Regions from separate parts of the Homo sapiens genome. Here region 2 is linked to region 1. The links are chromatin loops, found by intact Hi-C in ENCODE. Cell type or tissue: heart left ventricle. All regions are shown on one strand. Links, peaks and the distances in the headings refer to the core of each region. The heading gives the core; the rest is flanking DNA.

Region 1 (10,623 bases), core at 1,244-9,243:
TTTCTTTCTTTCTCTGTCTCATCCTTATTCCTGTATGCCTCTATATCTCACTCTTCGTCTCTTTATTCTTTCTCATTATCTCTTTTCAAAAAAAAATAATTTCTTCATGGAAGTGACAGAATATTAAATAAGGATAATAAACACAAAAGCTTTTTATAAACTAAACAGGAATGGCATGTTTGATGAGTGTTATTTTTGTTCATTGTTGATTTCTTTTTCTTTCTTTTACTTTTCTTGAAATTTTCCCTTTTAAATGTTATTTTATAAAATAAAGGCAAAACACAATTAAATTCTGTCAATGGGATCCTTAGGGAGAGATGAGGAGGCAAAGAAGAATGGGATGATGGAGAAACAATTACAGGGGATGGCAAGAGCCAGGGCAGCTCTGATGCCCTGGGGAGCTTTTCTCCCAGTGGGTGGAGGCTGCAGTTGGCACATCATAACCTTTTCCTTCTCAACTGGAGAGAAAACAGGAGAGTGTACCTCAATTCTCAAACTGTAACTAATTGATTTTCAACTAATTTAAGCCTCTAGCAAACCAGGACGAAAGGCAGACCCCAGGAAGTGTGGGAGTGGTAAGGAGAGGGGTGCCAAGAGAGCCTGGGGCTACAGAGACCAAGAACAAGGAGGAAAGGCCAAAAAATACTGGGATGAGAAGGGAGGAGGGAGAGTGGTGATATTACAGAAAATGGAAGAATGAAAGGGAAGGAGAGGTGGCAGCTGAGGCAGTCCCAAGTCCTTCTTAGTTCCAGCTAATACGTCTCATTAAACTTTTAAAATTTGATATTTGTGAGTAACCACTACAATTTGAAAAAAAAAAAAAAAGCATTTAATTAAACTATGATTATAACTATCTCTGGCAACCCAGAGTTTGTCTGTCATGCCAATCACTTGATAATCAACCATCTTTAAAGGAGAAAAAGAATCCCGTTGGTCGTGATTATGAATGTGAAGTGTTGTTGAAGAAGAGAGAAAAAGGTCTCCTCACTCAGCAATATTTTTCTCTTCAAAAGTTAAAACTTTTACAGAATGATTGTTGCTTTACCCATTATTAGCATTAGTTACTCCAGGCATAATTTATGAATATATACTATAATGGCTTTATATTATCTTTCCTTCCAACCCATCCCCCTTCAAAAAAAACTTCCATGTGTTTATGGGTGTGTTTATGTTACACAAGTGTTAATAACTCTGTTGGAGAGACTACATAGATAGGCATCTTTAGGTAGATTTGTATATAAATTACTTTCCACTGGGCACTTGATTCAGCCAAAAACAATAATAAATTATCAATGATGTCTTTCAAATCTGTCAACTGAGAACATAAAGCATTTTTTCCTTCCAGTACCAAGAGAACTTAATGATTAGGGTAAGTAGGCAAAAAAGGTTTAGTTTTTGAAAGCGTTTTTCTTTCATGATAACAGACTAAATATGTTTTTATATTTAAAAAATTTAACAACACATTTAAATACTTTTGTGCTTGGAATTAAAACGTATTCTTGAAATACATCTAAGAGAAAAACCATTAATAAACTCAAAGTTCAACTTTTTCCAGAGGAATATGTAGATACAAAGAATAATATAAAAGTAATTTTCCTGTTTTTACTTCCTCTAAAACATCTAGTGTTATGTCATTATGGTGATAATGTCACCAAGTAATCAAATAAAATTGGCTTCTAACTAAAAGATCTTAGAAATACACTACATGTTTTATTTGTGTAAACAAGAGATAAATATTGTAAGCAAATTATCTAATCATGTCTTTAACTTGTACTGGTATTTAATACATATACTAACACTTAGCACTTTTGACAAAGAGATGGTTAAAAAAGAAAATAAAACTAAACAGAAAAACATTTTTATTACTAACAAAATAATATTATATTGACCAAGCAAAAGTTCCACTGATATTCAACAGTTTTAGGGAAAAAGCAAAGAATTCAATCTGTAAAATTTAATACTATGAGACTGATAAAAGTGGCCTAAGAATAATGAATATGATCGAAGGAATATTTCTCTTCACACAGTTAATAATTTATATTTGTTTCTTCAAAATAAACGAGTCACTAAAATAAAGGTTAAAATGATATGTTTGGTTTCATATTCAGATGTCTGCATGCCTTAGGCAATTTATTTACTTTTTATTTTGCTTTTAGTAAATTCAAATCTATTTTTCACTTATGAATATAAAGCTAATCTCATCTGAATTTTAAACAGTAGGTATTCTGTTAAACATGATTCTGAGTTTGGATTAAGTTTAATTGTTCTTCGTGACCAAAACTATGTTGAAAAAAGAATTTCTGAATGGCAAGGTACCTGTGGAAAATCCATTATTTGACTTGAAAAGGACAACACACAAGCATTTTTTAAAAGGATGCTACTAGATCCTTTTTATATAATTCTTCTAATTATGGGAAATGTCAACAGATTCTTTTCACATATTTAAATATCCAGGTGACTTCCTCAATACAAATCCCTTGCCTACTACTAATGTGACTCATTTGTACTTAGTCTCAACTATATGCATGTCTTTTAAGACAGTGAAAAAATAAAATCTAATCCTTTTTAGTCTTATAAGAACATGAAATAAACTACAGGTAATATTTGCTAACGGATATTACATTTAAAAAGCACTGGCACTCTTATTGCAGCTAATAATGTTATTACACTTTCACCTTTTCTGAGTATGCTTATTTATTTATTTGATTATAAAAGAAATGCAAAAGTTGAAGCTTTTTACTAAGCAGTGATCAACTATAAATCTTGAATGTATTTGAAGGCATGATCAAAGGATAATTAAACTGTGGTTTAATTTTCCTTAAAGTCTACCAAGAAAAACTCACCTAGTATCAGAATCAGTTTGTCAGTAATTTCATGTAAGACATTTAGTTTGGAATTATTAAATAAAGAAGAAACAACATAGTTTGTTATTGAATATAAAGCACTACTCAGAAGTTCAAGCATGATAAAAATAAACACACAGTTTCTCTAAAGCTTATAGCTAATATTGTTTCTCTAGAGTCAAATGAATAATTGTATTTCTTCATATAGGCAATAAACTAATAAACTGCTATGTTATTATAATCTGAACAATGTAACCAAAATGTCATTTATTTTTAAATGTGTTTCTCAATAATAAAAAAGTTATAGGAATCAATGAATAAAACTATTATTGGTTTTGACTTTCTTACTCTATGTAGATTTATAAAAAGTAAACACATAAATCCAAAAATCATGCTTACACTTCTCTTGTGAATGATCAGAGCAATTCTAATAAAATATATTATGACATTCATGACTGAGCTATCGTTTATTAAAATATGTAACATACATATGCTTCTTTGTCAGATTTTAGATGATATGACCTGATTTTCTCAATGGTTTATGAATATATAAATTTTGCTAGGTTGAAATTTTTCTATTAAAATATTTAAACTACTTTAAATTCTTGAATAATACTTTAGAAATGTTACAAAGCAAAATGTACCACAAGCTACACTTGCATATCCCTTATACTAGGTAAAAGCAATCACATTAATTTGAAATTAAGCTATATTTTAATGACTAAAAAGTTCCATGTGAAGTCTGTTAATTATACGTAGAAGAAAAGGCCTCCAGGACACCTGATTAGTGCAACAAATTATGACTTACTCACTTAATAATGAGACCTTTGTCTCTAGCAACATAAAACGTACGATTTATTAAGTACCTTATCCTTCATGCTAGGATTGCTAAGAGCAAATGAGCAGAGTATATTAAGCAACATATATTATAAAAGCATCCATGTGTTATTAAGATTTGTTGATAATCTGACTTTTCAAAGAATATTTCCTTTGAGATGTTACATGAGGAAGTTTTTAATTAAGTGTTTAATAAAACATGTTAATTTTAAGTCAAAGCAGATTGCATTTTTAAAACAAAGTTCTAAAAGCTATAACATCATAAAGTTCTCAATTCTTCCCAGTGGATTAAATTTGTTGATAGAGTTTTTAATCTTCAAACATAAAATATATTCGATGTTATTTTCCTTTGACTGCCAGAGATAGTAAATTTCACCTTCAATTTTTACTAAAACATTTAAAGAAAACAACAGCCCTTATAAAATAATTTGAAATTGGTAATCCATAATATTATTGTGAGAGGGAATATTGGGAACTAAATTATCATTTGACATTATCAGTATTTAAAAACCACCATGAAGTACCAGCTACAACTAAAACATAATTTTAAAATTTTCTCATTAATATTGTTGTGGTTTACAGAAAATTTCAAATATTTTATCTCATATAGAAGGAAAATTTTGTATAGATAAAGACCACTAAAGCATGTTTTACATTTTTCTTGCCTGTGAAAAAAATCAAGTAGCTATAACATACTTTACTCATTACAGTTAAGAACTGTTAGATTGAAACTTTATTTCTGAAATATTTACTATAGAATTTCAGAATCCCTTCCTTGATTCCTTGATAGTAATCTTTTATGGTGCTATTCAATCTTGGTTAATTTTACCTCTATATTTTTACAGTAGTTGCCTCCCCTAGATGAGAGATTTTTAAGTAGTATGTGAATATATACTTACATGTGCTTTAAATCACTTAAAAAAAAAGTGCTTCCGAATGTCACTTTTACTTTCCCATCTGTAAGTGCTTCTTTTTTTTATTGTTGCCCATAGCATAGCTATCCTCATAAATTTCCCTGTTTTTAGACTATTGCCTTTGCATTCATATATTTAAGCGAGGTTGAAATTTTAACAAGATCTGAAAAGACCCACACTATAAGTGTTTAAATTTAACTATTCATATTAAATATATATATATGACTTTTTGCCTAAGGCATCAATGAAAGAAAGAAAACAGAAGCTAAACAGGAGAGTTAGAGAAAATGTCTTTATATAAACATGACCACCTACCAAGCAGCTCCTTTACCATTAGGGAAAACTTCCACTTTGTAATAACATAGATTAACAAACAAATGAACAACATACCTAAGTTGACAAAGCTCATGACCATGTCAGCATCATTCAGAAAGTTGGTATCATGGAGGCTGGCTAGAGGAGGACTCTGGGTGGTCAGAGGAGTCGTCCGAGATAACTGTATGCGACGAGGATACCCATTGGGAGAGGCTGGGTATCCCTTTCTTGCCCCTCTGGTCTCTTCTGCCAAGGATGCCCTTACTGAGTACTCCGACTCTTCAGGATTTTCTTCATTGGTCATGGCATTGTAGAGATCCAGCATAAAGAGAGGTGCAGAGGACGCTTGTTTTCCAGGTGAAAATGGTCTGGGTCTGTGAGGCAAACCCAAGATAGAGAGAATTTCCCTTTGTATTTCCCGTCTTTCGTGGTTCCGTAGTCTTCTATAAATAAAACTGGAGTGAACATGATTGTCTCCCAAACCTCCTTTTGCATAACCCACTAGAACCCAGCAGCTCCAGAGGAAACCCACAATACCCTTAAGTAAAAATACAGTCAGATGCATTTTTGTCCAAAAGCAAAAGTTGATATTTTTAGTCCTTCTTGTCCTCTTAAAAAAAAAAAAAACCTAAGGTTCTAGGAGGTACAGTTTCCCAGTAGCTGAAAAAACAAATTTACCTATTTTTCATGACAGTGACATTTCTGAGCACAACATCCTCACCGATTTTCCTGTCCTATTTTAAATATTTTGGAATATGTCAAGAGTAGTTATTTCTAAGAAAGCTGAAACTCAGATTTCCAATTATCCACAGTTGTTAAGAGTTTTTGCTGCATTGATGTAGCAGAAGACGGCTAATATTATTTGATCAGATGACCTATGCATTCCTATATGAATTTATGATAATCAGGCCTTTGGTATTTGAATTAGCAAAAGTTGATCTTCTGATAAACTGTAGTTCCCAAAGTAATCTTCACTTGCTTTTGAGTTCTTCTCAACCCTTGAGCTCTTTCCAAAACAAATCCTGATTTCTGAATCACAGATCTATGCTGATCTGCACCTTGGTGTTGGAATATATATCTGTCCGGCAGCTTGGTGATAACTTTAACATCTTTTGTGTCGTCTTAGTGTAAAATAATACTCTAGGTTGTACTATTCAAGTAAATGTGTTTCCCTGAATTTACTTGAAATCCTTCCTGTAAGTCCATTCAATCCCTTTCTCCTTCTTACTGTTAATTCCACCTCCAGCAGGCACAAATATACCAGCCCTCTTCAAGAGAGATCTAAAGAGTAGTGTAAGCACAACCCTGCTGGGAAAGAAGAGGCTTCTCATTGTAATTTGAAACTGGTAAAGCAAAAAGAACTTAACCCTTTTGCTACCAGAAAAGTCTCCATTTTCACAATTTTATAACCACGCATCTAACATGAAACAGTGATGCATGGGACATACAAATTCTAGGGGAAATAAAAGGCAGTTTTCAAGTAGTACACTGAAAATTTTGCCATCCATTTTACATAGTACTTCTTTAGATCTTTTTTCAGTGACATGTACTTAATACACTTCTGTATTAAGTCTCAGGTTGTGCCTAAGTTAGCTTGATGAATCTCGGTTCTGTATTTGAGATTATTTCTAGTTTTTGTAAGTCATTAAAATGCACTTCTTAAAAAATAAAAGGATGAGTTGTAAATTGAGGTTAATTCACTGTTTCTTAATGACAGCCAGATCCTTTTAAAATAAAATACAGCAGACAATTAATCACTAATAAATATATTCTAGCTGCCAAAATAGTAGTTGTAATAATTCAATAACAGTAATTAGATAACCTAGCTTTAAGTGTCTTTAAGTATTAAAATTTTAAGCAGAAAGTTGAAATACAAATATCCTAAGATGTAGTGTCATGATTCATAACTTTTAAGTTATTTCAGTTGAAATATACACAGACTTACAAATTAGATATTTCCCATAAATTGTATTCAATACTTTGACTTGTTTTAACCCATGCAAATAAACACAAATCAAATCGTCATGACTACATGCAGATTGAAATTTGAGTTTTTAAAATTTGATGGGTAAAATGGGGAAAATGCACACCTTTCTAAAATACCATACTTAATCCAAGGAAATGAGCAAAGTATGTGTTTATCCTTAATGTTTAATGCCTTTAAAATTTGGAAGTCTACAATGTTTTTGTGCAGCTATAATTTTCCTTACAGGCTCTCACTTAACCTTAGGGCTCACAATACTTTCATTGTCTGGGATAGTATGCTGATACCAATGTAAATTTATCGAGCAAATTCTAGAGCTGTTATGAAATTTTAATGTTTTTCCTTTACTCTACCTAGAGGCGCCTGGTTTCTTGTTTCTTTTTAAATATTTCCTCTGAATGTATAAAGAAAAGTCATATTTCTTAGAAGTCTTCAGTTATTGGTGAATGCAGAATACTGAAAGGGTTTGCAGAATCTTATTGTACGCATCATTTTCTTATACAAAGTTATTGCACGAAAACTTGATGTTGCTATTTAATATTTGCTTTACTGAAATTTAATTATTAATAGTCATGTAGGATGCCACAGTAGCAGATGCAAATGCTGACATACATGCAACACCCTTGTAAAATAGATATCACAAAGAATAGCAATAGTGCAGGTTGAAAGTAAGTTAAGAAATACCACTTCAAAAAGAAATAGTTTAAATGGCTAAAATTCTTGACATTGCTTATTTAACATCCAAACCAAACTAAGAAACAAAGTCAAATCAATTACTTCAAGACAAAAAGTTTCTCTGCATTTACAAAACATCCTAGATAAAGCAGGCTACAGTTCTCAATATTTTAAAATATATCATCAAAGTTATGAATTTGCTTCATTTGTCTCTAGAGCACAGCATAGAGTTACAAAGTAAAAATTTACCACACTAGAGGAAGAAACAACTCTTACTATCTTCCATATGTGTGGATTTTTGTTCTAAGATACATGTGAAAAATAAAAATGAGACTAGGCATCACAAGTCTTAAAAACTCATTTTCCCAAAGCATGATTTATAATATCAATCAGTGTAATTATAATTTAATTGTTTCACCAGGCATATAGCCTACCTCTATATTGGAAATCAGTTGCTAGTATTCTTAGTCAGAATATTAAGTAATCACCCTTCCCGCCGACCTTCCCTTCCAACTCAGACTAGATTTGGCAAACACTCATTTTTCAAAAAGATCAACTTGTGCAGTGAGAGAAAGAAAATAAAGAAAAAGCCTTCCAGGAATAAAGAGGAAATAGTAATCGCCAAACAAAAAGTCAGATTCATTTTCAATTAAAAGTATATGTATTTTACTCCATCATTTGAATTCTCAGGTAGACTTGTATGTGAGAGCAATTTGAAGGATAAAGTATTTTGCAACTGAAAAGTATAAACATTCCAAATTTCAGAGTATGTATTTAAAGTTGTATAAGGCATTGAACATACGGAATAAGCATATGCTGAGAAAGAAGACATGGGGACAGGAAAAACACCCAGGGCATCACAAAAATTGTGTCTAAAGATAAGCACATTTCAAAGAAAAAAAAAAGGAGCCTTGTAAAAATCTACCTTTCACAATGTAGTATTTCCCTGGGTATATCCTAATGTTAGGAACCTTCTGGTAAGGAACAGAGACAATGCAATTCATGTAAGAAGTATTTCTGCACTGTCATTCTTTCTGATCATTTTTCTCTTTCCCTCATTAAAATCTGACACATTTCGTTCATTGATATATAAACCAACTATGTCCAATCAACCAATTTTTTTTTTTTTGGCTTTTTAAAAGAAACTTGCTCTGAAAAAATTTGAAGCGTTTAAGTCTGTTTTGCTCACAAGGACCTTTCTATTTCACTTTTGGCTTTTTGTTTTTGTGTTGTTTTCTCCTTGAAAACATTTCTCCTTTCTCTCTATTAGGAGAAAAATCTCCTAATATAAAGATATGACTGCAGCGAAAGACAAATACCCAATATAAATGGCATCTGCTTTCTAAATTGTCTCTCAAATTAAAACAAAATTCAAAATCCTTTGAATGTAATTATAAATCTTAAGCAAAAGCTGTCTTAGATTGTATTGGAGGGAGTAAGAGGAAAGGGTGGAGATAAGGCCACTTAGAATGTTGAAGAGGCTGGAAGCAGTGGGATAATTTAGGGAAGGTATCACGTTCTAGAATCTTTTTGGTGACTACATGGACAAATGCATAACAAAGCAGCATCTATAGTATTAAATTGCTTCAGTTCACTCTCTTTGAGTGAAAAACATATAAATAGAGAATATGGTGTGGTCCAAAGGAAGGCAGAGCAGTGCTACACCACTACCATCTGACTTAGATTTGCTTGTTATAACCTGAAAGGGAACTGTAATCACGGGCAGCATAGGCTTTTTGTCCATCTTGATTTCTAGTTGTTAAGGAAGTCTTGGAAATGCATAATAAAATACAGTCACCAAAAACTTTTGAAATGTTTGGTATTATTTTTCATGGATGGTGACATTGCCGAATAGTTTTAAATGAACAGAAGATTTTTCAATATGCTTCATATTATTACATGTTCCTAAGATTGTTTTTATATTATTTCTTGAGAGCAAATGTTATCCTATCAATAGACTTAAGGACATAAAATTATTATTTCAATGTAGTTATTAATCAAGGGAGATTTCTACTTTTTTTCTTGAGATTTTAACTGCAATGCAAACTGCATGAAAATAAGGGCAGAATTTATTTTGGTCACCGGTGTAAAGCAGTACATATTAGTGGCTCAGTTAATATTTGTATAACAGTCTATTTTCTTAGCAAAGATGAACAATATTCCAGGGAATTTTTTAAGGGCAGGTCTCTCTGAAGTGATAGTTATAAGGATTCCTTAAGCTGATGAGTTGATGAATTGCTGCATCTCTTAGTATGCAGCCCCCCTAACCTTCTAAAGTTTCCTTTCATAAAGAAACTTGCCAGTTACACATCTTACCCCAGAGTTTTGAATCTAACTACAAACTTCTGTCAATACTAGGCAATTGGAATAACTCAGAAGAGAAAGCATTATATAAAGAATTACATTAGAACTTGCAAAATACCTCGGTCTCTCATTACAAGGACAGCATATTGAATTAAAGTAGCCCTTGGCCCAAATGAGCAACTTCTACTCCTGTCAGTTAACACCTCATTCCTTTGCACTGTAATTGCTTATTGTATGTTTTGTTTTGTTTTGTTTTGTTGGTGCTGTTTTTATGACCCATATTACAATGCAAGAAGCCCTGAAAATGACCATTTTTAAGGAACATTAGCAATTAACAGCACACCTGCTAAGGCTCAGTAGGTACATGCAGACTTGAAACACATAGTAGACCCTGGGATGAGGTGGGGTCTGGAGCATGGAAGAATACACTAAAGGCATGTTTGTGAGTATCAAAGTAAATGCTTATAAGCCCACACTATTTATACTTTTGTAGATGGCTGACTCTAACTACAAGTATTTTACCAATAAGTTGACCAATTCAAAACCCGTGATAGTTCATGAAAGGCACGACTGCCAAGTTACCCCAAAATTCCCATTAACAGCAACTTGATCCTCAGAAGGAAGTAAAATCTATAAATGTCACTAGTCTGATATGTTCACAATGAGACAATTTAAAGAAAACTTAAAAATTATCTAATGCAAAATGGCCTTGATGGCAGACCTACTATTATCTGTAATGCTTTAATGAAAT
Region 2 (10,623 bases), core at 1,391-9,390, 300 kb before region 1:
TCAAAGGACCAAAAATAAGACAAATCGCTGATTTTATTGTAACTGGCTTCCACTGTATCTGTTGAGAAATCTGCATTTTGCACTGCTATCATGGCTGTTAATTTTTTAGATAAAACTTATGTTTATAGTAAACATTCATTTATACTTATAAACATCATATATGTGTGTGTGTATATATATACATTAGTGTATATGTGTGTATGTAATTTCAAACAAAGAAAAACTGAAAAAAATCAATATTAGTACTTTTTTTACTAAAGAAAATATTGAAACAAATACTTCTGGTTGAAGGAAAGTAATCTGAGGAAAAAATGGAGATGAAGAAAGGAATAAAAAGAGAAAATATGTGCACAAGTATAAATGGATATTGACTGTATGCATATGTATTGTAAATACACCATATAGATAATAAGTATATAGAAACAAAAACGTAAAAGGCAGAGGACAGAAAATGAAGTTAAAGAGTCATATTTGCATTTTTAATAAGTTGTAATAGTACTAATATATTATTTTAATAAGCCACGGTTGTATGTTGACATCTTATAGACAGCAATTAAGGGTATAGTAAAAAAAAGTATATCACTAACATGTCAATTCAGGGGGAAAATGAGAAATTAAAATGCTACATGATTTCAAAAGAAGCTGGAAAAGAATAAAAAATGGTAAGGAGACAAATAAAGAATACATGAGACAAATAGAAAACAGTATGATGGCAGTTTGGTCCCTGTCTGAAAATTCCTCCTCAATCATCCTAAAATATTTAGTAAATGTACTAACAACTACACAGTTGCAGGCCAAAAGTATAAAGATACATTATCATCTTATTACATTTAAGCAGAAATATAATACATTTAAATTCCAGAGACCCTTTAGCACCAAATAACTTTACGCTGAATCATAATTTTTGCTGACAGCAAATGTAACACAAAGGATCAGAATCGAATGTAAAATAACTATAAATTTAATCTCACATAATCTACTACTTTATTTTAGAAATATAATAGGTTTGAAACATTATTTATATTAGAATTTAGGTCTTTGGAAATTTTATTTTTGCAAAAGGGCATTAATATGTGAAGAGATTTAGTTATTGCTTAAGGAACACTTGAAAATCAAAGGGGGATCGCTTCACTAGGAAACTTAAATTTAATCAAAACTTTAAAACATGCCAATTAAGCCAGCTTCATTATACTCTTTTTAACAGAGACAACTACAGAAAATAAAACAGGTCCTAAGAGATAGCTTGAATTACAGAATGAGCAATTTCAACCTCTTGGTCTATTAAGGGAATTTTCTGCAAAACCATTGTCATTAGCAAAAACAGAGACCCACATAATTTAATTAGTGGACCTGTGATAGAATAAGCCTTTCATTCATATTTATTCTTTTTATATTTGATAGTACATTGTTAAACTTCTAATATGTATATGTGTATATATTCATACACACAATATTTAATTTAAGTCTAATAATTCATCAGGGATATATTATCTCTAATATGTAAGCTGAAAAATTAAGGTGTGGCCATGCTCTTGCACACACAAAACCATGGAATAAGTTGGTAACAGAAAAATATCGAGGTTTTCAATATTCTATTGCACACACATAATTATTTCAAAATACAGAATTTTCTATCTGTTCTAACTACAATCAAATTATTTCATATTACAGGAGTCAGGTTTATTCATGATTCTCTCTGCCAGATTCAACAATAGAGAATTAGTTAAGCTCTCTGCTGTGTTGACAGCCTCCAGAAACCATTTTTACCTCATCTCTCCATTAAACTACTATGAGGTCCTATGAGACAAAAAGGTGAGAGAAAAACAGTAATAATATTCATCGATTGGTGCTAAGATCAAACTCTATACCATGTCCCCATTCTCACTGATTTTGTATTCACTTAGCAAATATTTATCATGATGCTACAGTGTGCCAATCATTTTGTTGGACCTTGAACAAATGCTAAGAAGAAGTCCATGGTCTTCATGGGCATGTGATGCTTATGGCCTATAAGGGAAAACATTAATTCATTTGTTCATTCAAAAAGTATTATTGGCCATAAAAAATTAACCAGACATTCTGATAAGTGTTGAGAATCCCGTGGTGAATTGCTTCCTTAGTTTTACTATGCTTAATATCTGCAAAGCAATTAAATATCAAGTAATCATGAAAATAAATATATAATGCATATTATCTACAATAGGTTACTATGCAATAGAAGTCTAACAAAAGCTGCTGGCATGGAGAGTCTGGGAGAGATTTCACGAGAGGGTAACATGCAAGTTGAGGGCGGAAGATTAATTAGAAGTTAATTTGTTGAAAACAATCTTCCTAGCAGAGAGGAAGGTAAGCAAACACTGTGGTTCCAGAGGGAACACAATTTATTATAGAACTCAAAAAAGGCCACTGTGGCTAAAGTGGCAAGAACAAAAAAGAATAGCTTAAGATGATGTTGCTGAGAGATGCAATGAAAAGATCATTTGAAGTTTAGAAAACACATTAAAAGTTTTGGTGTCCACTCTTAAAAGCAATGGAAATTCACGGATGGTTTTGAAACAGAGAAATAGCATTATTTTATTTGAAATAGGGAACACTTTCCAATTAGCTATATAGGCATTGGGTTGAAGAGGGATTCCTGGAAAGTAAGAAGACTACTGCAACAGCCCAGTCATCCATATGAGAGATAATGCCATTTTAAAATTGATTGGTGCAATGAAGTTGGAAAAATAGATTTGAAAGAAATTCAAGAAGTAAAATTGCAGGACTCAGTGATACTTTGGGTGTGAGGGAAATGAAAGAAGATAGTTTCTGGTGTATGGCTCATAGAACTGAATAAATTATACTGGCATTCCCTGCAATAGGAAATATTGCAGAAAGTCCAGTGTTGGAAGAAGTAGAACATTAATAAAATTTTGAAAATGTTTGAGTTTGAGTTGCTTTTGAGATACCTAAGCGATGATGTCAAATGAGCAGCTGAACATCTGGACTGGAATTCAAGAGAAATAGGGGAATGTAAGTCTAGAAAACACTGGTACACAAACAGTAATCAAATCAGTGAGTGTAGATTGTCACTCAAACTCACACTAGGAAGAGTGTAGATAGTGATGGGGCATCTGGATATTTACCCAGTGGATACAAGCCACCGTGCCTGCCAAGGAGACTGAGAAGCCAGAGACATCGGGCTGAAAGCAGTGAAGGTTTGTTAGAAGAGAAGTCTAGGAAGATAAAGTTCAAAAAGCCAAGTGTCAGATGTTAGTGCTGCTGTGAGTTCAATTACGATAAGATAGAAAAAATCACAATTCAACAGTATTGGAACTAAAACAGAATTATTTTTAAAAATTCCCGAGAACACAAAAAGAAGCATAACTCTGGAGGGAGCAAAGGGCTGGACTAAAAAAAAAAAAAAATTTAAAATCTGTACTTGAGAGACAAATAAGAGTTTTCTAGGCAAAGCAGTTGGTGGGTAAAAAGGCAATATTTAGAGAAGGGCTATTATATCTTCAGAATGGGCCAAAAAAGTCTTCATTAAGCTGATGAATGCCCCAGAATTTTATTTCTCGGGAATCCTAGTCATTTTCATTTAACCTGCTTCCATATCTTAGCAGGGCAAATAAGACATCCTTACCTGCAACCAATCTTCTATCATTGTCCATAAAACCCACAAAATGTGTAAATCAGAAAATAAAGAGGGAGAGAGAAATATAATATTCACTCAAAAAGAAAAATCATATAAACTCTCAGACTTAGGAAATATAAGTTAATGGTTCCTGATTAAATAACAGACTGAATTTAAAAAGTCAAGAACATTAAGATAAAAGTTACATCAGGAAGGTCAAAATAGAAGGTAGGAAAATTAAATAGACATATTAACATGTGGGAAGATAAAGGATAACTTTTCACCTCTACCACTGTCATCAACAGGTTTTGAGTTAGATGACCATGGCCATCTTTTAAGTAACGAGAAACAAAATATCTTCTAAAGAACACAAATGCTGAATTCCAATTTGTAAAGATAAGATTGCAATTTCACATATGATACACTAAACTGAGAATACACAATAGAAAATGAATATTTTATATTAGAATAGTTGATTTAAATCCACATGGTACAATTATGCTTAATGACTAAAATATTACAATAACAGAAGTTATTTTGTTCACTAGTCGAATCAGAAATAATCTTGTATCCAGCACCTGTAATTTAACAAGAAGTCCTCACAGTGCTCCTCCTTTATTCCATGTTTCAACATTTTCATAACAATTATCAGTTATTTAATATTTTGTGGAATTTTAGATTTTCAAGTTTTTTAAGGAAAAAGTTAATTTCTTTATACACCTTTTCTTTATTTATCTGACACTGGTTAAGAGTGCATTAAATCATAAGTATATGAATAATATTAAGTTGCCTATTGTCTTAACATGCCCTTTCAGGAACAATGTGGGAATAAATTTTAGTCTGAAATTGCTGTTATTTACACTTTCTTTCAAGTTTGTTGAAGCACAAATACATTTGGGATAATTAATGTTCTGATGGATTATTTCATCCTACTATGTCTTCTTAACCTTCTACCGGTTTCATTCCTTTTTCTGCCTCACATTGTGACAAATTTGTAGTCTTTGTTACACAGTACAAGGAGCACTGAGAATAAGGGCGGTATCCTTGAAGGAATACCTATGAATACAAATTGTATTACGTAATGCATCCCTTTCCAGGAAAACACAGAGAAGGAATTCTTTTCTTTAGGCGACCAGCAAATGGTCACAGGCAGGGATTTTGCAGGGTCTGATCTGTAGAGGCGGGTCGATACATTCACCGAAGAGAGATAACGGGAAACCGTTTAAGGGGTGCGGCCTAACACGACAGAACTGCTGCGGGAAGGGTCCTGGGGTGAGGAGGTGACATAAAGGGAGGAGGGCACCAAGAGGTTGCAGGGAGAGAGGCTGGCTGTCAGTGTGCGCATGAGGGTGGGGACACCCTGGGCCGCGAGGTGGTACCTGCGCGGGGTCGAGCGCCCCTGCCACTGAATCCCCGATCCAGAGATGCTCCCGGAGAAGCTGCTGGTAGCTGAGGCAGTGCTTCACCGCGGATGGCACATTCCCCATGGCGGAGCCTGGGGCGGCAGTCGGCGAGGGGAGGGAGACTGGAGGAGGATGAGGGGCGGGCACCGCGCTGGGAAACTGCGCCAGCTCGGGAGCGCGCCCCTCCGGTGCACTGGCTGTGAGGACCAGAGCTGTTCTGCGCACTGCGGCGGCGCCGAGAGGGCGGGGAGTGGGGCGTGGCAGGTGGCCGCGCCTGGGGCAGCGGGTGCACGGGGCACCTGCGGGAATCGACAGAAATGCCGAGCACCTGAACAGGAGAGAAAGGAGCTGAGCCAGAGGATGTCCAGGGGTGTCTCATTTTCCGCACTACACTGAGCGCCCAGGGCTGACTGTATCTTAACGTGCCCACCTACTTCTCACCTGGCATAGATCAGGTGTAGAAGAAAAGGGGTCTAAAATAAAAGGAAGGGGCGTGAGTGTTTATGTTGATGAGTTCGTTCATTCCCAGCTGCAGCCTTGGGTGCTCAAGTGTAGATTTGCCTACCGTTGAGCTCACGGAGTTTATGCTTTATAACAATAAGCTCTATTTAAAAATGTTTTTGAGGCAATCAGCAAGGTTAAAACATATCCAACAGTCTAATGAAAAGGAAAAGATAGTCTTAAATTAGGTTACATGTCAGAGGTACTCTCAGAGGTACGTTCCTAAATGAGAGGTAAGCTGTAAGTTGGTGCTGCGGTTAAGCGCTGAAATGGAACTGCGTGTTTAAAAGTCTCATGGCACAAAATTATTAAAGCCCTAAGGACTAGATTTATCCAAACGGAAAATTCTATACAAGTTCTTAGGATATTAGAATTGGAGACATTTTTAGTGGAAGAGAGGGTTTGAAAAAATAGCCTTCGAGCAGACCACCGGCCTACCTTCCCCCCCTCACTTTCACATGTAAACTTACGTGTATTGTCACACCCTAATAATCTTCGCAGTGGGTTCAGTGGTTTGCAGCTAAAATGACATAGTCATCAAGAATAGTCTCGTGCAGGATACCTAGGGTCTTCCGGAGACCCAGCCAGGGTGTCCATGGCCAGGAATACGCATCAGCCCTGGTGGCTGATGGAGCAAATGTAAACCAGGAGCCAACCGATGCACACCGTAGTATAAACACACAGAAGAAATTTACCATTCAAAGTCAAACCATCCTTACCACTTGTGTGTTGCATGGGTGGGGGTTTGGGGGGTGGGCAGTGAGACTTCCACAGGTAATAAAAATAAATGGGTTAAGGGAGGAAAAAGACAAAGAGTGGAAGAGAAATCGTGTAGATCCTTCGGTAAAACTGCACTAGAAAGGGCAAAGAGGATGAGGAGGTCATAGTCTTCTTCTCACAGTTAACCAAGGATTTTTTTTTTCTTTTTTCTTTCTTTTTTTTTTTTTTTTTTTTTTTTTTTGAGACGGAGTCTCGCTCTGTCGCCCAGGCTGGAGTGCAGTGGCGCGATGTCGGCTCACTGAAAGCTTCTCCCCCCAGGTTCACGCCATTCTCCTGCCTCGGCCTCCCCAGCTGCTGGGACTACAGGCGCCGGCCGCCACGCCAGGCTAATTTTTTGTATTTTTAGTAGAGACGGGGTTTCACCGCGTTAGCCAGGATGGTCTCGATCTCCTGACCTCGTGGTCTGACCTCCTCGGCCTCCCAAAGTGCTGGGATTACAGGGGTCAGCCACCGCGCCCAGCCGGATGTTTAACCTGGAGAACATTCCCTGAACTGCTAAAGTGAAGTTATCCAATTCCTGGATGCGCTTAAAACTCTGTAAAGCACCAAAACTCCGGTTGTTATTTACCTAAGCATGACTATCATATAGGTGTACATTCATAGAGCTAAATCTATTAGCTGTACCAGCAGAGCTCAGCTGTTAGTTATTGTTCCACTGCAAGTGAAATGGACGGTACTGGTTATATCTATGCTTACTATCATTTTTCTCTCTATATTTAAATTCTGCAACAGGGAACATGATATTTAAAAATAATTTTAAAAGATCCAACTTCAACAACAATAATTTAACAAGGCAACCTTCATAATGGAGTCAACAATCATTCTAAACCTCAAAAAGGATTGGCAATTAAAATTGAAGTCTAAACTTTTGGAGAATAAGACCTCTAAGATAAGTCAGATATGATATGATCTTCTGCTACTAAGAACAAGAACATTTAGGGAAAAAAAAATTATTGCTTAATCGTTTTCTAAATTAAAAGGGTCTGAAGAAAATTTCATATACCAATTAGTTGACCATAGTGATACGTGTTTTTTTACAGAAAAGTCTTATAAATATAAAAGTATTTGTTTTTTATTTTAATTCATATCATATGGAAAATGCTATGATCTCAAATTTTTAAACAAAATTTGTACAAATGCCAAAATCTTAAAGACCAAATATCTTAAGAATGTTTAATCTAATGAATAAACAGGAGTTAAAATAGATGTGATTTTACTGGTAAGTAAAGTTTGGTGTTAATTTATGAATGCTTAAAATTTATACATTTGAAAAGCATATGTTTTTGTACTTAGTATTAATGTACATCTTTCTGTTCTGATTACTCAAATAAAACATTTTCAATATGTACCCCTGTTCTAAAAAGCTCTAGATAAAATGAGAATAAAAAGAAGTTTGTGGAAGGTTCTATAGTTCTCTCTTGCAATATAACAGGTTAGAAGCTTGGGCTCCATTAGAAAAATAAAGAAACCAGTTGTTAAAAACTACGAAGTGAGTAAGTGCCATATCCTGCATCTGCACTCTATACTATGCTTGCTGCATCATATGACTAAGCCATTTTTATTTCATTGCATTTTACTCACTCAAGCAGAAGAAGATACGAACATTCACCTCAAATTAAAGTAAATTTTCTGTTTTCTCTAGTGACTTTATTAATGATTTTACTATGTACAAAAGCATTCAATTCAACCTGTCTCTCCTGAATTATTCTTGACTTCCTTCTCTCCTTAATCCCACCAATCTGTCAACAAGTGATTTGAGTTAAATATCTTGGACTCATCCCTTGCTCTTTTTCTTTTGCTAAGAACTTCTCTCTGCTCCACTTCCTATCTGTTTGACAAGCAACACCATAATGCAGTGGGGAAGGGCCTAAGAGTTGGTTCTAGATTATCTATGATGGGAGCCAGGTTCTAACAGGGACTGAGTGACCCTGGACAACTTTGTTAGCATCTGTATCCACATGTGTAAAAGGGTGACAATAACAGTTCTTACTTGTTGCCAAAATTAAATGACAGAATATATAAAGTGTTCAACATTTGGTCTCTGGCATGTTGTAGGCAGCCAGCAAATGTTAGCTATTATTATTATTAATACAGTAGTCTGGCTTCCTGGGTGATTTTGCACTCAACAATTCATACTGTATAGTCTGAGAGATTTTGAAAATATATATCTGATAAACATTTCTGAACTTAAAATTCTTAGAGGTGTCCCATAACCTCTGGGGGTGGGGGTAAGTCATATTTCTTAAAAATGGTTCAATTAATATTTCATGAAGAGACTCTTAGCAGTCTTTGCAGTCTCAACTCCTACCCATTTTCTAAACTTATCCATAACTTCAGCAATATCAAATTATACATGTTTCCCCAAGTTTTAGGATTATTTCATGTCCTATCACTCTAATTATGTTTCTTATTACAGCAATTTTGAGAAATTCAGAAGATACATAAAGATATCAATGAAGACACCTAGTGTTCTAATTCTAGAAACATTTTAATACATTTTATTTCAGAGAGAAAAAATTAATATTTCTTGTATATACTTTTTGTTTTTCCCATTTTATTTTATTTAAATTATTTGAAACCATGATGCTATTGGCTGTACGATACCTGTATATATGTATACATATATGTATGTACACATACACACATATAATCAAAATCATTTCTTATAATAAGTTTCTAAAGTATAGCATGTTATTTATTTTTTGAGAGAAAAGTAGGTAGCTAGAAAATGATCATACGAATCTTTGTATGTATAATTAATTAATTTGCCAAAACAGCATGACGGTGGAAATCCTCCACTATAGTTCTGTTTCTGTCAATTTCTCTTTATATTTTTAAAGTTTTGCTTTGTATGTGCAAAGCAAATACATATACAAACCAAATTTGCATGCTTGGTAATTTGCTTATGTAAACTTATCTTTGATGAAGCCATTTATTTTTCTTTTTTTTATTATTATTATACTTTAAGTTTTAGGGTACATGTGCACAATGTGCAGGTTTGTTACATATGTATACATGTGCCATGCTGGTGTGCTGCACCCATTAACTAGTCATTTAGCATTAGGTATATCTCCTAATGCTATCCCTCCCCTCTCCCCCCACCCCACAACAGTCCCCAGAGTGTGATGTTCCCCTTCCTATGTCCGTGTGTTCTCATTGTTCAATTCCCATCTATGAGTGAGAACATGCAGTGTTTGGTTTTTTGTCCTTGCGATAGTTTACTGAGAATGATGATTTCCAATTTCATCCATGTCCCTACAAAGGACATGAACTCATCCTTTTTTATGGCTGCATAGTATTCCATGGTGTATATGTGCCACATTTTCTTAATCCAGTCTATCATTGTTGGACATTTGGGTTGGTTCCAAGTCTTTGCTATTGTGAATAGTGCCACAATAAACATACGTGTTCATGTGTCTTTATAGCAGCATGATTTATAGTCCTTTGGGAAGCCATTTATTTTTCTATAGGAATCTTTCATGGGTTATTGAAATATTCCTAAAGGATGATTTTACTTTTGCTTCACTGGGATATCTAATGGATTTAATTTGGTGGTGCTGAGATTTGTTTTTGTTAACATCTTAGCTTGGAGTCTCATAACGATATAATAAATATAGAACTTAAAATCATGCATGATGACACTTGCTTTCAGTCTTCTTACGGAGATTTACTTTCTCAACCACAGAACCAGGTGACCTTTTTTTCATCTCTCATATATGGAATGGCCTTTTGAGACCAATGGTTCATGTTCATGGCCCAGTTAACTACCATACTTACATGGCCATTTGCTTAAATGTACTCTTCCATTTGGTGCTTAAGACCTCAGATCCTGACTAGCAAGGCCTGTGCCTTCTTGTGAGCCTCTTGGCAATATTTAGCTTCTGAGAATGTTCTTGATATCAGTAGTTTGAGGGGAGGGGAAATAATCTCCACGATAAGCTCCATATTTAACAGAATTCTTACTTGAAATTTTCTCTGAGTATTATATTTGTTCCATAATTTTCAATGTATTCTGGAGTTCCTATCACTTCTATAAATAAAGACAGGGAACAAGAGATGCTGAACAGAATGAAGAACACTGGATTTAACTCAGAGCCTGAGGATCTCATGATATGGTTCTGATGTCTTGACTAATCCACAAGAAAGAAAACTGAACAGAAGCCACATGCTCTACACTTACTCCCATTCTTCACCCTATCTCTTCTCTGTATAAAATGACCGCAATAAATTACTACCATATAATAAATTACAGGGTTGTTGGCACTGTCTATATTCTAGACAAAGGGTCTCAAAAACAGAGTGAGGAGGGATTTGTGTTTCAGA

What was found. A loop is a pair of places that touch in the nucleus more often than their neighbours do. Peaks named below come from ENCODE experiments on the same cell type or tissue, not always from the same donor. Only the 100,000 strongest peaks of a DNase experiment are listed, where the experiment ranks them.
Region 2: a loop joins it to region 1, with 2.6 times the contacts of the local background. A loop is called at or near these places in 4 of 110 quality-filtered maps.

What each region holds. Positions count from the first base shown.
Region 1 is chr6:55,869,392-55,880,014 of GRCh38, forward strand. It overlaps BMP5 (bone morphogenetic protein 5), which reads right to left and starts at 6,199. Exons shown (of 7, transcript NM_021073.4): 1 at 4,985-6,199. The coding sequence starts at 5,474. In heart left ventricle, for the core only: no CTCF peak of the experiment used is centred there; no DNase peak of the experiment used is centred there; H3K4me3 peaks cover 4,447 bases; H3K27ac peaks cover 193 bases; H3K27me3 peaks cover 258 bases.
Region 2 is chr6:55,573,953-55,584,575 of GRCh38, forward strand. It overlaps HMGCLL1 (3-hydroxy-3-methylglutaryl-CoA lyase like 1), which reads right to left and starts at 5,240. Exons shown (of 9, transcript NM_001042406.2): 1 at 4,996-5,240. The coding sequence starts at 5,103. In heart left ventricle, for the core only: no CTCF peak of the experiment used is centred there; a DNase peak (open chromatin) is centred at 5,189; H3K4me3 peaks cover 2,725 bases; H3K27ac peaks cover 2,183 bases; H3K27me3 peaks cover 684 bases.